2 separate regions of the Homo sapiens genome follow, and region 2 is linked to region 1. A link is an interaction called in ENCODE POLR2A ChIA-PET data of the cell type or tissue named here. Cell type or tissue: K562. All regions are shown on one strand. Links, peaks and the distances in the headings refer to the core of each region. The heading gives the core; the rest is flanking DNA.

The links. ChIA-PET counts read pairs that join two places held together with the same protein. Peaks named below come from ENCODE experiments on the same cell type or tissue, not always from the same donor. Only the 100,000 strongest peaks of a DNase experiment are listed, where the experiment ranks them.
Region 2: POLR2A ChIA-PET joins it to region 1 with 5 read pairs; 3 of 35 experiments call an interaction of 5 or more read pairs at or near these places.

What each region holds. Positions count from the first base shown.
Region 1 is chr7:135,188,105-135,195,903 of GRCh38, reverse strand. WDR91 (WD repeat domain 91) reads left to right here. Exons shown (of 15, transcript NM_014149.4): 9 at 820-970; 10 at 2,232-2,326; 11 at 2,505-2,673; 12 at 6,452-6,560; 13 at 7,359-7,471. Among named protein-coding and RNA genes, the nearest start is that of MIR6509, 15 kb to the left of the region's middle. RefSeq lists enhancers at 1,509-2,708, 7,030-7,159, 7,200-7,419. In K562, for the core only: no CTCF peak of the experiment used is centred there; no DNase peak of the experiment used is centred there.
Region 2 is chr7:135,242,324-135,254,923 of GRCh38, reverse strand. It overlaps STRA8 (stimulated by retinoic acid 8), which reads right to left. Exons shown (of 9, transcript NM_001394401.1): 3 at 12,068-12,143; 4 at 11,514-11,598; 5 at 9,397-9,636; 6 at 8,222-8,507; 7 at 3,055-3,128. Among named protein-coding and RNA genes, the nearest start is that of STRA8, 15 kb to the right of the region's middle. RefSeq lists a silencer at 4,241-4,391. In K562, for the core only: no CTCF peak of the experiment used is centred there; a DNase peak (open chromatin) is centred at 7,313; H3K4me3 peaks cover 1,051 bases; H3K27me3 peaks cover 1,161 bases.

The DNA.
Region 1 (7,799 bases), core at 3,660-6,159:
ACGATCTTGGCTCACTGCAACCTTGCCCTCCCAGGCTCAAGCGATTCTCGTGCCTCAGCCTCCCAAGTAGCTGGAATTACAGATGCCTGCCACCACACCCATCTGATTTTTATATTTGTAGTAGAGACGGGGTTTCACCATGTTGGCCAGGCTGGTCTTGAACTCCTGGCTTCAAGTGATCTGCCCATCTCAGCCTCCCACAGTGCTGGGATTACAGGCGTAAGCCACCGCACCGGGCCTCTCTGCCCTTTCTAATTGTGTTTCTCTCAGTTTTAGGAACAAGTTACACTTTATTTTAGCCCCCCAAACTCACTCAATTTTAATTTGCTTTATGATGGTACTTTTAGGTAAATACCTGATTTGTAATTTACCATTTGTAAGTTTTTACTTAAGCACAGTATAAACCTTTCAAGAACAAACCCTGGTGGGGCATAATTTTCAGCTGTAGATGGGTTTCTCGTTTTGACAGCCCTGATGGCTCTTGGGGCCCTTGGGCTGTTCTGGAGTGTGAGTTGGAGGCTCTAAATCTCCAGAGACTGCAAATGGCCTCAGGGCAGGGCCCTGCAACTCTTGCTCACGGCTCTTTGCCCAGAATTGACCAAAAGCTCCGCACATGGTTGGCACTTAATAAGTATTTCTTAGACAAACGAATGAATGAATATTTCTAGAAATAGTCTATACCAGTCCTTTGAATGTAGACCTCTAGGGATTGTTTTTTTAAAACAGTAAGGAAGTCAGGAAAGTGATCATCTTGGCATTAGCAGAAGAGGATGGGGACTGAGAGGCCAGCTGACAGGCCTCCCTTTTCTCTCATCTCAGAGTGGACTGCTCTGGGAGGAGAGTCGCCAGCTTAGACGTAGATGGGGTCATCAAAGTGTGGTCCTTCAACCCCATCATGCAGACCAAAGCATCCTCCATTTCCAAATCACCGCTGCTGTCTTTGGAATGGGCCACCAAACGGGACAGACTGGTGAGTAATGGTGGCCTGTGGGGCCCGCTTTGCTGGCTCAGTGGAGGAATTCCCCAGGGTTCTCCACCGGCTGAGTCAAGACAGCCAAGCCAGTTCCCCTCCCTTCTCTCCATTATTGGGGATTCAGGGACACACATCCAGGACTGGCCCAGAAGGCTCCTGTTGTGGGAAGACAGGGAGGTTACCAGATTGACAGATGGAAATGAGCTGCAGGGGGCCTGGAACACACGGCTTCTTCCTGTTTGTGGTGGTCCGCCCTGGGGACCACCTGCCTGACTGCTGTCCCTCCATTTGTCTGTGTTTCCAGCTGCAGTTTCAGTGGGCGCCCTCCCGTGCCAGGCCCCACGGGAAGTGGCTTCCGCTGGTGAGGGGCTGGTGTTCTATTTTGTGGTTCCCATGGGTCTTATTGTCCCCAGGAATAGTACAGTGTTCTTCCCTCTGGATTTGATATTTGAGATAGGACTTGTAGTTAAGGAGGTAAAATTGCCTTGCTGTTTTTTCTTTTACTTCATTTGTGGGGATCATACCACATAGCCCAAGATGCAAACCCTGTTTTTCTATAATTTTTGGCAGCTGAAGGGATTATCCTCATGGATGAGGACCTCAGGGCTTGCCCTGTGCCAGCGCCAGTTTGCCAAGTGAATGCCGAGGTCACACTCTACCTAATATTCCTGTGAGACACCCTCAGACCTGGGCTGCTTCTGGCACTTTCCTCTGGCACTATTATTATCTTTGAAGCTTTTCACCAAATAAGTCACAAGTTCCTGAAGGCAAGGATAGCCCCTTTTATTTTTTTTTCTGGAGGTCTTTACAGACCCAGAGCCAGAGCTGTCCCCTGAAAAGGCAAATGGGAGTCACCCAGGCCCTGTGGCAGCCGAAGCGAGTACGCTGGGAGGGGTGCTGGGCAGACCAAGAGTGGGAAGGAAGGGTTCCAACAGCTGGGGTTTCAAACTGAAGAAAGGGAGGATCAGAGGGCCTCATTCACCAGCCAGAACATTTCCATATGTGTCCAAGGTGACGCGTCTCTCCCATTCCACAGATACTTTTTGTGGTTTTGCTTAGAAGTTCAAGGTCAGCTCTCACGTCTTTGTTTAATTTTAAAGTGAGGCTCATTGTAGCCAGATTTCCCCTGAACTGCCTGGATGCGTAGAGGAGGGGCCTCACCCCCACAGCCTGCCCAGCCTCACCCCCTCTGGAGATCCTCCCTGACTCAGCCTCACTCCATGCTATCCTTCCCACCTCCCGCCCCTTGTCATTCCAGCTCTTGCTGGGCAGTGGTGTGGGAACAGTGCGTCTCTATGACACGGAAGCCAAGAAGAATCTCTGTGAAATCAATATCAACGACAACATGCCCAGGTGAACTGGAACCTACCCCCCACCATCAAGGCCGCAGGCTGCCAAGTGTGGTCCGCGGGGCTGGTCCTTTCCCAAGCCTAATGCCCCATCTCCTGTGCAGGATCCAGCCTCAGGACCAAAGTGCACCCTCCCTCTGTGGGCAGGCAGAGGGTCTGACCCAGGCCCATGTGTGTTGCAGAATCCTGTCTCTTGCGTGCAGCCCCAACGGGGCCTCTTTCGTCTGTTCGGCAGCAGCTCCGAGCCTCACTTCCCAGGTGGACTTCTCAGCACCAGACATCGGCAGCAAGGGCATGAACCAGGTTCCTGGCAGGCTGCTGCTGTGGGACACGAAAACCATGAAGCAGCAGGTACGGGCCTGCCCTGTGGCTCTCTCTGGGGCCAGGCACACACTCTGTATTCCCCTGGGTTTCTGAAGAGCCTCTTCCCTCTTTTTGCTTTGGTCTCCTCAGATTTTTAATAAAGTTTTGAGTGTTGAAAAGTAGTGTACTCCAACTGGGCAGATTGTTAGTGACATGTCATTCAGAATTGTGCCACAAACTTAGAAGACACCCAGAACCTACCAGAGGGCCCCTGTGGTTGATTATTTAGGAGAGGACTCGTGCCTCCCTCTGACATACTGTTACCTTAAAATTGTATGAGAATTATAGCAGCAGCAGCCAGCAGTAGCAAGGACACATACAGATTCGTAAGAAGCGAGGTGACCAGACAGCCTGTGAACTTGCTCCCAGGGGACCTGGGCACCACCTCAGAGCCAAGGACCCCTTCCTTCAAGACAGTAATAGATGCTGCAGCTGCCACCCTGAGCCCCAGAGAGATTGAATGATGCTAAACTCACCTTCCAAGGCAGTGCTACTTCTTATTAAAATGATTCGTTTCACTGCTTACAAGTCATATGGCCTTTATGTTGAACACATTGTTTCCTGATGCTGCTGGAAGCTCAAGGCTCCTGCTTTCAGTGGGTTCCTGTTCCAGATGTTCAGTTTGTTCTGTTCTGCATCTGCCTGTAGAAGTGGTCTGTGTTCCCTTTGGGTCTGTCAGACCTCTCAGGCCCGTCAGGGTCACACTCGAATTCTTGACCTCCACCCCTTGCCACATCCATCCCTCCCCTCATAATTTTCCTCACTTTGGCAAATGTGCCTCACTTAGAAATTGGGGATCTTGGCCAGGAGCAGTTGCTCATGCCTGTAATCCCAGCACTTTGGGAAGCTGAGGCAGATGGATTGCTTGAGGCCAGGAGTTCAAGTCCAGCCTGGGCAATGTAGTGAGCCCTTGTCTCTACAAAAAACTTAAAAATTAGCCAGGTGTGGTGGTGCTCACTTGTAGTCCCAGCTACTTGGGAGGCTGAGGCAAGAGAATTGCTTGAGCCTGGGAGGTGGAGGCTGCAGTGAGCTGATGTGGTGCCACTGTATTCCAGCCTGGGTGACAGAGTGAGACCCTGTCTCAAAAAAAAAAAAAAAAAAAAAAAAAAACACAACAGAAATTGGGGTTCTTCCCAGACCTGTCTTTTTCCCTCTGCTCACACAGTCAGTCCATAAGCAAATGCTGCCAGTGTGTTTCCAGTCTGACCACTTCTCTGCATTTCCAGGGACATACTCTAGACCTATCTCTCGTGCCCCTCCCTGCCCACTGTCCTCTCCACCAGTTTAATTCAATTCCTCTTAGTTCATAGCATCTTGTATTTTCCTCCAAAGTTCTTATTACAATTTGTAATTATATGTTTACTTGTGATTTTCAAGTTTTTAATTAGACATTGAATACATACAAAAGCATATTGAAATCATAGGTGTATAGTATAATGAGAAGAAAAGCAGTACAGTGAGCACCCACAGACCCATCACAGTTTATACAGAACATCACCAATACTTTTTAGCTCTTGTGTAGCCCTTCCCAGTCTTGGTCTTTTTCCCTTCCAGAGAGAACCTGTCTTGAATTTTGTCATACTGTTGCCTTACTTTTTTTTTTTTTTTTTTTTTGAGATGGAGTCTTGCTCTGTCACCCAGGCTGGAGTGCAGCGGCACAATCTCTGCTCAGCACAACATCCGCCTTCTGAGTTCAAGCAATTCTTCTGCCTCAACCTCCTGAGTAGCTGGGATTACAGGTGCCCACCACCACACCCAGCTAATTTTTTGTATTTTTAGTAGAAATGGGGTTTCACCATGTTGGCCAGGTCTCGAACTCCTGACCTCAGGTGATCCACCCACCTGGGCTTCCCAAAGTACTAGGATTACAGGCATGAGCCACTGCACCCGGCCTGCCTTACATTTAAAAAATTACTTTATCATGTCAATTACTATATATCCCTAAACAACCGAATTTTTGTTTTGCAGGTTTTCTGACTCCATATGAATAAACCACAGTATATGTGTTTTTCTAGAATAGCTTCTTGTATTCCAGGCTGAACACTGCTTCCCTAACCTTGTGACTTGGTCCATCCTCTGGCTGCCTTTGCTGAGACCGGGACATTAGCTCTCCATGTAATTGGCATTCCTTTGTTGTCTTTTCTCTCTGGCTGCTTTTAAAATCTTACCTGGTTCTCTGGATGTGGATTTTCTGGTTCTTAACTTTTGAAATTAATTTTTTTGAAGTTTTGCTTGGGATTTGTTTTCTGAATCAGAGGATTTGTGTCTGTTCAATTCTGGAAAATTCTCAGTCATCATTTTTTCCAGTATTGCTGTTCTCTGATCATCTCTTGCCTTCTGGAACTCCCATTCCATATGTGTTAGAACTTGCCTCTTCCTCTTTTTTGTTTCACTTTGCTGCATTCTTGATAATAGTTTCTTCAGATCCATCAGTTTGCTAATCTCTCCTCTACTATATCTAATCTTCTGTTTCATCTATTTATTAGGATGGTAATTTCAGTTATTGTGTTTCTCATTTTTAGAAGCTCACCTTCATTTTTTAAAACCTGCTTTGTCGTGTTTATAGTCTCTCATTTTTACCCATATTTTCAATTCCTTATTTTATTTTGTTGAACAATTGAATGTGCTTGTATGTTCTCATTATAAATCTAATGTCTGAAGTCTTTGTGGGTCTGATTCTGCTCTGTTGTCTCTGTGGGTGCTGGCTCCTTTTGCCTTATTTTCCTGTTTCTTATGAATTGTGATCATGGTGTTTTTTGGGCCAGTATCTCTGAGAATATTTTGAGGCCTGGGTTGGAGGTGCATTTCTTTGGATTTGCATTAATTTTTGCCAGGTTCCTCCCACGTCAGGGCTAGTTTGTGGTTATGAATTTGCAGGGAGGTAAGTTTTCTTGTTATCCCTTTCTGTGAAGTAGGTTTGTTTCTAGTTCATTCCTGCACTGAAGGTATAGCTCTTTGGAGTCTCAGCTCCATGTGACGGTTTCTTATCGCCTGACCTTGGGCAGATCACACATGGTTGTCTCCAGGCTCCTGAGCTCCTCATGGGTAGCAGAATGGGAACTTGAGTCATCTGGATCTGATTAATTCCCCATAGTGAAAGCCGGCTTTGGAGTGCACTGGTTCTCTGCGTTCTTGCTTTCTCTTAGTTGTGGCCCTAGAGGATTCTTTTATTTGCTAGCTCAGTACTCTGTGTGTATTTTAAATAACATTCTATCTTGCATTTTTAATTTCAGGAGGATTATTTAGTGTTCCCAGGGTTTCATATTGTTTGAAATGATAGTGTTCATTAATTATGTAATTAATAGACATTATGTTCTATGAGGTGGTTTTGTTTGCTACTATATTTCTGAGTGTTTCTGTGGGGAGCCATAGGGCAGGTTTATTAGTGTTGTCTGTCATCAAAGGCAGTTGATGAAGTGTTATTTTCTGAGGGCATAAGACTTTTCAATGAGAATTTGCTTGGAATGCATTCTGGGTGAAGTGTAGGTTGCTAAGATATGTATTATTTCTTTTATAATGGAGCAAGCATGGATTATCATTTCTCTATGGAAACCAGAATGTATTTAGGCACAGAGAACTTGTTCTCAAAAGAGCACAGAAGGTCACTGGCACAGCACTTTGGCAAAGGCTCAGATCTACATTTCCAGATTACATAAGGGAGGAGCTGGTGGAAAACCCAGTCTGGGGCACCTGTCTGCATTGGAATAAGCAGCGTGCCTGGGCTGAGTGAAGATCTGCTACTGACATTTTTGTTTTATTTCAATAGCTCCAGTTCTCCCTGGATCCAGAACCCATTGCTATCAACTGTACAGCCTTCAATCACAACGGGAACCTGCTGGTCACAGGGGCAGCTGATGGCGTCATCCGGCTGTTTGGTATGCAAGTGTGCTCATAGCAATCCTTGATCTCCTTAGATTTCCCAGGCAATTTTTTTTGCCGACGTTGGATTTTTTTGCCAGCTGGGCTAGAGGCTTTTGCAAAACCCTGACTTCAGATGCATGTACTACAGCTTAACTTTGGTCAACGTTTTCAAAACACCCACCGTAATAAACTCGCCCATAGTTAGTGTCAATAGACATGGGAGGGGGTGGAGCTCAGCGGTCCTTGAGTCTTGAGTTGTTCCATCTGAGTCCTTGTCACCCATGTGAAATACAGGAGGGCATACAAGAGTACTGCTGTCCTACCTACTTGCTGTGGGTAGTTGATTCTCAAAAGCATCAGAACAGTGCTCCTTAACCAGAGGCATACATCAGAATCACCTGGCATGCTGTGTAGAAATCCCCAGGTTGGGCTCTGTCCCCAGGAGACATCCCCAGAGCCTGGGCTGGGGCAAGGCAACTGTATCTTTAGGGGATTCCCAGGGCACATGGGGAAGTTACAGAGGGGAGTTTCTCAGGTGTCTTCCTAGACTTAGGGCTCCCCAGGTGAGCTCCCCCCAGGGACTCCTGAGCCTCACTTCTGACCTGGTGAAAGAAGCTGCCTCTGAGGCTTAGAAGCAGCCTGACCTCTTGGGCAGGGGCAGCTTTATGGCGCTCATTGGGTCCTGGGTGCCTGCCCTTGGCTTCCAGAACAGCTGTCAGCCTGAGTAGAGGGTGAGGGGGCCTCCTGCTGCAGGCAGATTCCTTCTGCAGAGCCCTGGCCAGGATGTGAGTGGCCGTGTCTCATTGCCTCAGACATGCAGCAGCATGAGTGCGCGATGAGCTGGAGGGCCCACTACGGGGAGGTCTACTCTGTGGAGTTCAGCTATGATGAGAACACCGTGTACAGCATCGGCGAGGACGGGAAGGTAGGCGGCTGCAGGATTCAGATAAGAGAGCACCGGGATGACATGTGGGCCGGCTGCAGGTTGTGGCCATACCTGTTACTAGCTCTGCAACCTGGGGCCTCTTTTTGCAGCTTTGTTATCTGTAGAATAGGGATAAACTAGTAATTCGTCTTACAATCTTTGCGAGGTTTTAGTGAATTCAGTGGGAGTTGGCTATCCTTATGAAAGGAAGTACCAAAAATTACTCATCTTACCATAGATGTATCTGTGGGGTCTGGATTTAGGGCTGAGTTTGCTTTGCTGGGCTTGGTAGTGAGTGGTCCCAGGACCACTCATGGATGTGTAGTTT
Region 2 (12,600 bases), core at 6,286-8,785, 56 kb before region 1:
ATCGAGACTGTGGTGAGACTGGCTCCTGTGCCCTAATTTAGTGTTCTGAGCTGTGGCCACTGGAACAAGGGAACGAGAGTTCCTCTATCCCTCAATCTTCTGCAGAATGCCCCCACAGTTCTGGTTCCACTGTGGCTGCTGAGGCAGCTCTGGAGCACGCCGCACATCTTGAGTTCAGTTCACTGAGTTGCCACTGCTCAGTGGGTCTAACGTGGAACTCAAGCCCTGGTGCAGAAAGGAGGCCTGTTGTGCAGGCTCTTTTCCTCCTGCCTGCCTGGGACAAGGGGAGAAGCCCTGTGTGACTCGAGCTTATGTCACCATAAGCAGCACAGTTTGGAAGCAGACATGAAAATCCTTCAAAAGCTGACAGCAACTGTTATTGCAGGGCCTCAGAAGATGATGAGTTAGCTCAGCCTTTAGGAAAGGTGGCAGGGGCTCGTGCAACATTTAGGAATGCCCGCTAAGAGCCAGGCCCTGCAATGTGGACCCTGCTTCAAAGGGCTTCTTAGAGCACAGAGGCTGTGTGTCTGTAGGACAGCTGGCACTCACTCACTGTGAGTCAGCAGGCAGCCCTCACTTCCTCCCGGGATGAGGAACCCTCTGGCAGCAACCCCTGACTTTTCTAGGGGAAGTGGAACATTTTTAATAGGTTGTTTTTCTGTTCCATCAGCAGGGCAGGGAGTTCTGAATATTGCCTGGCAAGGACAGGCTGGCAGCTTCTCGATGGTTGTCTTTGCAGTCCAAGCTCAGCACAGAAACAGGAATGTGTCTTCCAGCCAATTGCAGCAAAATGAAACTCCACTCACAGCTGAGAAGCACTTGAGTCACTCTGTAAGGTCGATTTGGAGAGGACAAAGCCCTCCTCTGACAATCCCACTTCTCCCCAAGTCCATCTAGGCCTGGGTGGAACAGGGAGAATGGAGGGAAAATGTTGATGTGTGGTTTCCCTGAAGCTCTGCTGAAAGGCCAGCTGGGTTACTAGGGACAGCTGTGGCCCCAAGGCCTCACAGGCACCCATAGGCCAGGCTCCCCTTGAGAGGACAATGAGATATTCATTGGGATCACAAGGATATGTCCCTCTCACCCCCAAAGCAGAAAAATAAATGTCCAGGATTCTTTTTAGCCATGATAGCAGCACAGGTATCTGAAGAACCTGTGCCTTCAGGCTCTAAGACCACAGGTTTTTCAAGCAAAGCAGCAAGGGAATTTCAGTCCTAAAGGATTTCTCTCAGAAAACACACCTTTGGGACATTGTTAGTCACGCTGCTTCTTGTTTTAAAATCTTTTCACATCCTATTTTGTGTCTTCCCACTTCATGGGGTCAGCTATCCTTTTCTCCCCTCCTTCCATATCCGTTCCCATCAGCACCATGAAAAGCAGCAACCCCCCTTTGCAGAACTCAGAGAGTCCCCTAAACTCAGGGCCCATGCCTATTTGCATGTTGGCCCTTATTCTCTGTGCCCCAGAGCCCCCTCCCCGCCTTCTCCTTCCAGGTCAGCTGGGAGAACCTGCCCGCAAGCTGCCCTGGGTGCTAGAGACCGATGGATTGTGTTCTTCCGAAATTCATATGCTGAAGCCTAATCCCCAGGGTGATGGTGTTAGGAGGTGGGGGACTCCGGGAGATCATAGACTAGGGCATGAAGATGGGCCCCTCATGATGGGATTAGTGCCCTTATAAAACAGGCCCCAGAGCCAGGCGCTGTGGCTCACGCCTGTAATCCTAGCATTTTGGGAGCCGAGGTGGGTGGATCATCTGAGGTCAGGGGTTCGAGACCAGCCTGGCCAACATGGCAAAACCCTGTCTCTGCTAAAAATACAAAAATTAGCTGAGCATAGTGGCATGCACCTGTAATCCCAGCCACTCGGCAGGCTGAGGCAGGAGAATCACTTGAACCCAGGAGGCGGAGGTTGCAGTGAGCCAAGATCACACCACTGCACTCCAGCCTGGGTGACAGAGTGAGACTCTGTCTTAGAAAAAAAAAAAATTTTTTTAAAGAAAGAGGTTCCAGAGAGATTCCTTGCCCCTACACCATGTGAATTTTATCCAGAAGGTGCCGTCTGTGAAAAACCGAGCCTCTGACTCTGCTGGCACCTTGGTCGTAGACTCCCCAACCTCCAGAACTGTAAGAAATACATTTCTGTTGTTTATAAGCCATCCAGCCTATGGCATTTAGTATATAATGGACTTAAGGCAGGGATACAGCAGCCCTCAGTGGAGGTTAGCAGGACTAACACACACTGGGAATGGGGTGCAAAGTGAACAGATGAGTTTCCACAACCTACAGCTGATAACCTGGTATGTCCCAGCCCTGCGCCAGGATGGAAGAATTTTCTACTCTGAAGATGCCACAGATAGTGTCATCCCCAGGGCAATGACACAATCCTAGGACCAGCTCACTTCCAATCACAGAAAAAAGGTGGATCCCCAAGAATACCCACTGAATTAGGCACCAGATCTGATTTGGCTCTGTGTCCCCACCCAAATCTCCTGTTGAATTATAATCCCCATGTGTTGAAGGAGGGGCCTGGTGAGGGGGTGTGTGATTGAATCATGGAAGTGGATGTCCCCCTTGCTGTTCTCATGACAAGAGTTCTCACAAGATCTGGTTATTTGAAAAGTGTGTAGCACTTCCCCCTTCACTCTCTCTCCTGTCACCATGTGAGGATATACAGGTTTCCCCTTTGCCTTCCACCATGATTGTAAGTTTCCCCAGCCATGCCTCTTTTACAGCCTGTGGAACTGTGAGTCACTTAAACCTCTTTTCTTTATAAATTACCCAGTCTCAGGTAGTTCTTTGTAGCAGTGTGAGAATGGACTAATACAACACCCATCTAGGGACTGCAGAGGAGAGGCCCCTGAACACCCCAGCAGGGGTGCACACACACACACACACACACACACACACACACTCTCTCTCTCTCCCTCTGTCTCCTCTCTCTGTCTCTGACTTACCACATTCATGCACATGCAAACTCACACATACACACCTGCGCACACACAATCTCACATCCACCCACACAGGGGCACATGCTATCTCACACCCTCTTCCTCACCTGGAGCTAGATGTACTCGGAACCTCACTTTTGTCCAGGAAGCTTGCCACATCAAAGGCATCCTCAAAAAGGATCTGAAAGAAAGCACAACACTTCATGTGTTGGAAATAACTTGACAATTTCATGCTTGCCCTGGGCTGCTGGGGAGAGATGAGTGGAAAGGCTCTCTCTTTACACATACCCCAGAGGGCATGCATGTCAGAGCTGGGGCCCACACCCAGGGGCTCTGCTTGCTGTTCTTCCTAGGGGGTAAATGCTAAACTCTAGAGTGCCCAGGACAAACTGCCAACCCTGGAGGTGGCTGTGAGGGACAGGAAGAAATGGGGATTGTGATTCCTCTTGCCGACGAAGGTGGGAGCTCAGGTGTGAGATGCAATTACCAGAGCCTCAGTTTACCACTGAGAAAAACCTCATCAAAACTTCCCAAGGCGCACAGATTATTGGAGCCCAGGGTCCCCAGTCTAGCTGTCTCATGCCAGGACAGCTGAATCCAGAGGGTCAGGAAGGCTCTGGGTTAGGCTGCAGGCAGGCCAACTCCCAGGCCTGTGTCCCTTGCTAGCTGTGTGACCTGGGACAAGTTACTTCATCTCACAAATCCTCCTCTATAAAACAGGAATCACATTAGTGTCTACTCATAGGGCTATTCCAAGAATTAAGTAAGATAATGTATGTGAAGTATCTAGTTACATTTGAACATTATCCACTTTATAACAGACATACCTGGCACATAATTGAACATTATCTGCTTTATAAGAGACATACATGTTCATTGTGGAAATTTTGGAAAATAGAAACAGATCAAGAAAATAAGAATTACTGAGAAACAATCCCACCCAGATATCCATTGTTGACACATTGATCTAATTCTCTCCAGTCACTTCCCTAGGTCTATAATATATATTTCCAATTTGGAATCTTGCTATTTAGACAGTTTTTCATCCTGCTTCCCCCTAATGTGTTAGAGAATATTAAATATGTTACAGAAACATGATTTACACTTACATGACTGCCAGATTTAGCAAATACAAATACGGGATGCCTAGTTACATTTTGAATTTCAGATAAAGAATGAATAATTTTTAGTATAAGAATGTTTTGAATCATGCATGGGACGTTTTTGTATTAAAAATTGAACTGGGCATGCTTTACTTTAACTGACATCTCCTTTGCACTGGCAATCACGCCTAGGAGAGGAGAGGAAGTTCTCTGACCCTGAGTTGGCAGGTACTGGCAGGTTCCGCCAGGGTCTCTCCTCTCCTCTTCCCTTCCTGCAACACACAGCTCTTCCAAGAGGATTGGTGTCTGCCCTTTCTGTCTTCCTTCAATTGACTTCCTGGAACTGAATCCCTTGGGACTCTGGCCCCTCTCTTAGTTTTCCGGACATTTTCTGTTGTCCTTCTACTTGATATCTCTGTGGTCATTTCAAAGAGGATCTGGAAAGGGGCCACAGAAAGACCTGTGCTTCAGTGTCCATCAGCTCTGAAGCCTATCAGCTACATGTTGCTCCCTGGCAGGCCTGAAACAGGGACCCAGAACTGAAATCCCTGTCCTTAAGCAATCAGCCCACCAAAGTCGCAGGCCACACATTGTGCTCACCTGTGCAAATCCCCCTCACAAGCCAGCCTGAGAGGGGACCCCAGACCAGGCTCCACAGCCTTTCCAGAGTGCCACCACACTCACAGGGAAGCTCATGTCTGAACTGAAATGGAGCATTCCAGAGCCTCCTGGGCCCATCTGACCGTGCTGCTGGCCTCTAACACAACAGTTCTGCAGCAGAACCTCTCCAGGTGGACCAGGGGCTGCAGTGGTGTCACTGCTCAGCAGGAGTAACTGTGGCTTTGTCCCTGCCTCGGGCATGGGAGTTCTCTGTTCTGCCTACCTTATCGCCCAGCCCTGGCCTGGCCTAAACCTGGGCACAGCAGTGCAGGCAGAGCCCTGCTTCTGGCCACAGCTGAGGGAATCTGCTGCCAGCTTCCCTTAATACCCAACAAACATCAGCCCATAGGCCTCCCTGAAAAACCCAGAAAAGCTGTTTCCATGATTTGGAGACATTAGATTCTGGTTGTTTTCTCTTTGGATGTGTTCTTCCTGGGGAAGTGTTCGTGCTGGCACAGTCAAATTTGGCAGAATTGCTCAGGCATTTGGTAGATACTGTCATGCATCACTTACTGATGGGGATAAGTTCTGAGAAATGTGTCCTTAGGCAACTTTGTCATGTGAACATCACAGAGTGTATTTATGCAAACCTAGATGGCATATATACATATATTTATCTTTTCTTTTTTGAGACAGAGTTTTACTCTTGTCACCCAGGCTGGAGTGCAATGGTGTGATCTCGGCTCACTGCAACCTCCACCTCCCAGGTTCAAGCGATTATCCTGCCTCAGCCTCCAGAGTAGCTGGGGTTACAGGCACTCGCCACCACGCCCAGCTAATTTTTGTATTTTTAGTAAAGATGGTGTTTCACCATTTTGGCCAGGCTGGTCTTGAACTCCTGACCTCAGATGATCCACCCACCTTGGCCTCCCAAAATGCTGGAATTACAGACTGGCATCACCACGCCCAGCCCATATATTTATTTATATATATTTTTTCATATGGAAAACCAAAAATCCAAGTTCCATTACTGAATATCAATTATTTACCCTACTTGATGTGCAATGCCAATATCGAGTGCCATATATCAGGTTTCCATATATGCTCCATTATCATCTTATGTGACCACCATTGTATAGGTGGTCTGTTGTTGCCCAAAACATCTTTATGTAGCCCATGACTGTATTTTCCTTTCGTTTTCTTCATGTGAGACTCCAGGGCTTGGCACTTTGGGGCTGTAAACACATCTGTTTGGCTGCCCTTTCATACAAGCCTTGGGTATGAGGTCCTAATCTTCTGGCTTTTTTTGAGCCATCATGGAACAGAACGCATGTCTTCTCATGGTGGACCCAACATCAGAGGAAAACCAGATCAGAAGCCACAGTCTGGTGGACCCATGTTCGGGGGTCGGGGAAAGGACCAAGGCAGTAGCTGGTAGGCCATTGAACATCTGCACTGGGAGTTCCCTCCAATAGGACCTACTGCACTAGCCACGAGGGAAGCTTGTTAAAAATGCAATTCCTGAGGCCCCACCCTCAGAGGCTCTGATTCAGTGTGTCTGGGATAGATAGAGTCTTGCTGTGTTGCCAGGCTGGAGTGCAGTGACACAATCATAGCTCACTGCAGCCTTGACCTCCTGGGGTCAAAGGATCCTCCTGCCTCAGCCTCCTGAGTACCTGGGACTACAGGTGTACCACCACCACACCTTTTTATTTTTTTTTAGTTTTTAGTAGAGACGCAGTCTCACTGTGTTGCCCAGGCTGGTCTCAAACTCCTGGGCTCAAGCATTGCTCCCACCTTGCTCGGCCTCCCCAAGTGCTGGGATTACAGGTGTGAGCCACTGCGCCCAGCCAGGCACCTGACTTTAAAAAAAAACTCCACAGGTGATTCAGTTGAGAAGCATCAGGGGAGATAATGGAGGGTTGACCATCAACAGGTGACCAAAGGGCAGAGTAATGTGAAAAAATGTGTGATGACAGAGACACAGTCACTGAAGCAGGAGCTGGGAGTTCTGGGCAAGTCACACTGCTGGTTAGGCCTGCAAACTGGAAGGACAGGAATGGGTGACATCTCTGTCGTTCTCCAGGCTTGGGCCTGATAGCTGAGGAACCTTCTAAAAAACGGAGGCATTCCAGGGCTGTAACTCCAGGGTCAGAGACAATCGGACGCTCTCTGGCCCTAAGGCTCCACAGAGAGACTCTGGGAAACTAGCATGTCGTCTCCTCAAAGGCGCCCCGACTGAGGAGCATTTGGAAAGTCAGGGCAAGGGGGTGGCCTGTATCAGGCGGAAGCCATGGATGCTAAATGTCCACGAAGCACAGGGCATGTGCAGAATGCGAATCGGCTGCGCCTGGGCTAGAGGAGCGAGCGTGGGCCGTGTGGTAGAGCAGTGTTCTGAGGCCGTCCTCATACTGGAAGAGCAGCTGTGGGCCCACTTTTATCTCCGTGCAGGGCGACCTCAAATGCTACCTGATGCTCTGCTTTGCAGACTATGGCCACGGCCATTCTGACTAGCGTTCTGAAAGCTGAGAAATGCATTTACGGTAGCAGTTGTGGTAACCTCCCCTTCACAGAGCGATCCCAGTGCTCTTTGGGGTGGGAACTGACGGCCTTTCAAGGGCTGGACCTGATTGGTCCAAGTGTGATTCCCTCTATGGCCAGTCATTGGCTCAGCAGGCTGGCAATTTGGCCAGTTCCAACCAATGAGAGGGGAGGAGCGGTTCCGGAAAAGTTCTTCCTTAACTCTTAAGAAAGAGCTTTCGTAGGAAATCTTTGTCTTACCTGATGTAGAGTAGGAAGAAAGACAGTTCGATTGCTCTAGCTGCCATTCCATAGCCACAGGAGCCGGAGGAGGTGGGGAGGGCAGGGAAAGATAAGAAACTGAGCAGAGCCAAGAGAGGCCTGAATCCACGCGGACATGGTGAGCTCCTCTGCCTGCCTCGGACCTCCCCGGGTGTGAGGAGTGCATTTCTTCGTGGTTTAATAATCCAGGCCCTGGCAGCCCAAAGAATCCCAACTGAGACAACCTCTCAAGACTTGTCTTCTGCCATCCCCAGGGAAAGGCCAGGAAACTAACCGCAGAAAAACAAATACTGTTCCGTGACCCCAGGGATTAGAAAATCAGAAACCGGCCGGGCGCGGTGGCTCACGCCTGTAATCCCAGCACTTCGGAAGGCCGAGGCGGGTGGATCACGAGGTAAGGAGATCGAGACCATCCTGGCTAACACAGTGAAACCCCGTCTCTACTAAAAATACAAAAAAATTAGCCGGGCGTGGTGGCGGGCGCCTGTAGTCCCAGCTATTCGGGAGGCTGAGGCAGGAGAATGAGGTGAACCCGGGAGCCAGAGCTTGCAGTGAGCCGAGATCGCGCCACTGCACTCCAGCCTGGGCGACAGAGCGAGACTCCGTCTCAAAAAAAAAAAAAAGAGAAAAAAGAAAATCAGAAACCGACCTTGGGAGCCAGAAGGCAAACTGCACCTCCAACCTGCTAAATGCAAAGCCCTGGTGTCCCCAGGCGAGGGCGAGGGTGGTTCCCGTGCCCCATCCACGCCACCCCGGTGGGCCTGCTCACCTCCTCGGGCGTGGAGACCAGCGAGCAGCTGGCCCCCTGGCTGTCCACGCCGCTGTCCTTCACGCTGCCCTCGGCACAGGCCGGCTCTCGGCAGGCCTCCGCCAGGGTCGCAGGGCCGCGGTGCTTCTGCGCCCAGGCCTGCCGGAGGCTGGCCTTCCTCTCCTCCGAGAGGTTCTGCCACAGGTGGGAGATGGCCGCGGAGACGATGGGCAGCGCCGCCTCCTGCGGGGTAATGATCCCGCTGCCAGTCAGAAGGTCCATCGTCTGTTTGTAAAAGTTGAGATACCTGGAACAGAAGCGGCGCCGTCTCGCACCCCTAAAGCTCCCTCTCGAAGCGATTCGGGATTCGGTTCATGGTGTGGACCCCAGCACGCAGGCCCGGCCACGGCGCCACGGCTCACCAGGGCTGAGACTTCTCAGACTCTGCACGCCCCTGGCCCTTGGAGAGCAGCAGCCTTCCTGGGGGCCATGAAGGACATAGACTTGGGCTTTGGGGCCCCTCCCCAAGTTCTCCCAGTCCCTGCCCCATGAAGCCTTCTGTGTTAGACAGAAGCAGATAAGAGGCGTAGCTGCCTCAGCTCTCATCCTAAGGGAATATTCTTGAAAATTCTGAGCCCATGAATGTGCTGGCATGATAGGACTCCAACTTTAACCTGCAGCCCGAAAGTCAGGCTCGGCTGTGGAGAGAGCCTCCTGCTATTGAGCCAACTCCTCTGGAAGCCAACATGGCTGCTGAGGGGCTTTGAGTCTATGGAGGAGGCAGTGGCAAGGGACGTCTGAGCCAGCCATTCGCCATCTTTCCTACTGTAAGAGCAGTGCGGACTTGTGGGGGTATGTGTTTTGGGGGAGAGAGGGGTTAGCCCTCATAATCACCATCAGCTGTGCCCCCCACAAGGCACCCCAAATAAACACCCAGTCTCAGTAAAAACACTGTATGAGTGTATGTGCTATGCTAATGTAGCTTTGAGACTATTTCTCTAGCCTCTCTGCCAGTCCTGTCCCTCAGCCCCTCCCATATGAAAATCCTGGAGATTTCGTGATTCAGGGCCTAGTCTGAACCATGCACTCCAGCTGGGGCACACAGCTGCAGCATACCCCAGCCAGAGCCTCTGTCCCCTTCCCCATGGGAGGGAGCTCCATGGGTGCACAGAGCCACCCCACCCAACTGTTCACACCGTTCAAATTCCATGAGGTCAGGCGACAAAGTTCCTGGGGAGTATAAGATCACTTTTTTCTCCTCTTCCTCCTCCTCCTCTTCCTCTTCCTCCTCTTCCTCCTCCTCCTCTTCTTCTTCCTCCTCCTCTTCTTCTTGATCTTCCTCTTCCTCATCTTCCTCCTCCTCAGCATCCTTCCTGACTGCCTCAGTTGGGCACCAAGGGGAGGAACCATTCTGAGGAAAACTGTTTGAAAGCAGGCTGGGAAAGAAAACAGAAACAAGACAACTATAGATTAATATCCCTCATGAACATGGACAAGAAATTCTTAGCAACTTTAGCAAGTATACATGTATATGTATGTGTGTGTGTGTAGGTGTACACATCATGACCAAATGAGCTTTTTCCTAGGAATGCAAGAGAACTGGTTCAACATTTGAAAATCAATCAATGCAATTCACCATATCAACAGACTACAGAAGAAAAACCTCAATAGATGCAGAAAAAGCATCTGACAAAATCAACATCCATGCATGATAAAAACTCTCAGCAAACTAGGAATAAAAAGGAGCTTTGTTAACCTGATAAAGGGTATCTCCAAAAAACCTACCGCTAACATCGTGCTTAATGGCAAAAGACAGTTTCCCCTCTTGATCAGGAATAAAATGAGACTGTCCACTCTTACTACTTCTATTCAAAATTGTTCTGGAGGTTCTAGACAGTCCAGTAAGGCAAGCAAAAAAAGGAATATACATTGGAGCAGAAGAGACAAATCTGTCTTTATTTGCAGACAGTGTGATTATCTGTGTAGAAAAATCTCAAATAATCTACACACATGTCATTAGAACCAAGAAGGGAATTTAGCAAGGTTGCAGAAGACAATATCAGAATATAAAAATGAATAATATTGCTACATAGTAGCAATGAACAGTTGGAAATTGAAATTTTAAAAAGCATCATTTACAATAGCATGAAAAAATGACATACTTAGTTTTAAACAAAAAGCTCAATCTATTAAAAACAGGATAAATTGGACTCATCAAAATTTGCAAATTCTGCTCTTCAAAAGACACCTTGAAGAGAATGAAACAATAGGATATAATTTGGAAAAGTCAGGACCTGCACCCAGGATCTCTTTATACTTAGAGGAATAATCCCCAAGGTAACATGTTGAGTCAAAAAAGCAAGCTCAGCTGGGCGTGGTAGCTCACACCTGTAATCCCAACACTTTGGGAGGCCAAGGCAGGTAGATACCTTGAGGTCAGAGTTTGAGACCAGCTTGGGCAACATGTTGAAACCCCGTGTCTACTAAAAATACAAAAACTAGCCAGGCGTGGTGGCAGGCGCCTGTAATCCCAGCTACTTGGGAGTCTGAGGCAGGAGAAGTTCTTGAACCTGGGAGGCAAAGGTGGCAGTGAACTGAGATCATGCCACTGCACTCCAGCCTGGGTGACAGAGTGAGACTCCGTCTCAAAAAACAAACCAAACCAAACCAAAAACAAAAACAAAAAACCATGAGATCATAAAAGTACATTTCTCAAATCAGTTTCTCCTTCAAAGTATGAATGTGACATTAATAATGTTCCCCTTTCAGCATTTGTGACACCTGGGTGTACCATGGTTCCTTTTCGTTGCTGAAGTTTAATTTAGCTTTTCTTAGGAGGCTTGGAATATAGACTGAGATTTGCATTTTCCTGATTGTCATATGTATCCTCCAAGAAAGACATTAGTTGTGGCTTTAAAAAATACATATAGAAAAAGCTATAATATAATGTAAACACTATGGGCTCATTTCTCTAAAGAATAATGTGCAACATTTTTTAAAAACTTGATGGATTTTCTTGAAAATTAACATTGATTTTCTTTGAGTTCTGGGACAATATATATTTTCTGGCTTTTGTGTATTTTCTGCATCTTCTGTGATAAGCATGTATCTTTTTATAATTGGGAAAAAATTGATGCATGTTGCTAGAATAAAAGAGAAACGAATGGTCTCCAGCATATGGCTGTTTTGAATGGTGAGCAGCAGCCCTGATGGTCCTGCAGGCTGGAGAGGAAGGGTGAGTTGCCACCAGACAGTACTGATGGCTGTGAGGACACAGCAGGTCCCCAGCTTCCTGGGGTTTGTGGTGTCTTACCTGTCATTTCCAGAATACATGCTGGCATATTCTTTCTTGACCTCCTCTAAGCTGCTTGCATGCCCATCTTCCAGGTTGAAGGATGCTATTGGGGAGTTGAAGACCAGGAACACAAAGAGAAAAGTCAGGCCTCTGTTGAGTCTCTCCCACCCTTCTGGCCCAGGTGGGCTGTGGGTGGGACCCTGAACCCTCCAGGGTCAGCATTAGGGAGACCAGGGTCCAGTTTTTCCTTCTAGGTGTGAAGGGAGAGCCTTAGACAAGCAGGAGCCCACTTTTCCTCTGGCCTCTGAAGATGAGATCAGGTGCCTTTGGCAGCACTCCAGTAGGGAACTCATCAGAGTCTCATGGCCTGGTGACTCTGGCCAGTCTTGCTGGACTGCAGGCTCACTAAGGACAGGGACCCTCAACATTGGCCCAAGCACAGTTCCTGGCACACAGTAGGCCCTCAATAAATATTTGTTGATTCATTGTAACCCAACTTCTGTTTTCAATAGAAAAACAGATCCAGTTTTCTCCAGGGAGGGAGATGGGGTTGGCAAGTAGTGCTCCATTACCTTTCAGCTTCAGCAAATTATCCAGGGTTTGCTCCAGTTCTGGAATATGACTCTTTGCCTTATTCAGAACCTGCCACTGAGGATAGACAGAGACAATGCTGAAAGCCAGCCTCTCACTGCAGAGACTGATTTTGTGGACCCAGGAATCCCTTCCCAGGGCTGAGGCCACGCTCCCTCAGATGCAAAGTCACATCCCTTAACCTTGTCAGTAAAAAGAATAGGAAGTTTGTTCTGATGCACAGGAGGCAGGAAGTTTTGTTTGTAGCCTAGAAGTGGGTTCTCACCGAAATGCCAAAGGATTTGGAAAGAGTTAAGCTTTGTTCAGCAAATTGCTAGTGCTGTAGAAAGGCAAATGACTACAGAGGCGGCTTGAAGGTGGAATAAGGAGTGATGGAAGAGGCGCATTCTGCATGAACGTCAACCCCAGGCTTGCACAAAGCAGAGCTAGACTTCAGCTCAGTGGTAACCCTGTGCAAAGGGCTAGTTAATATTAAATGTCCTATTCTCCCACTATTTTTATTTGCTAACTGCAT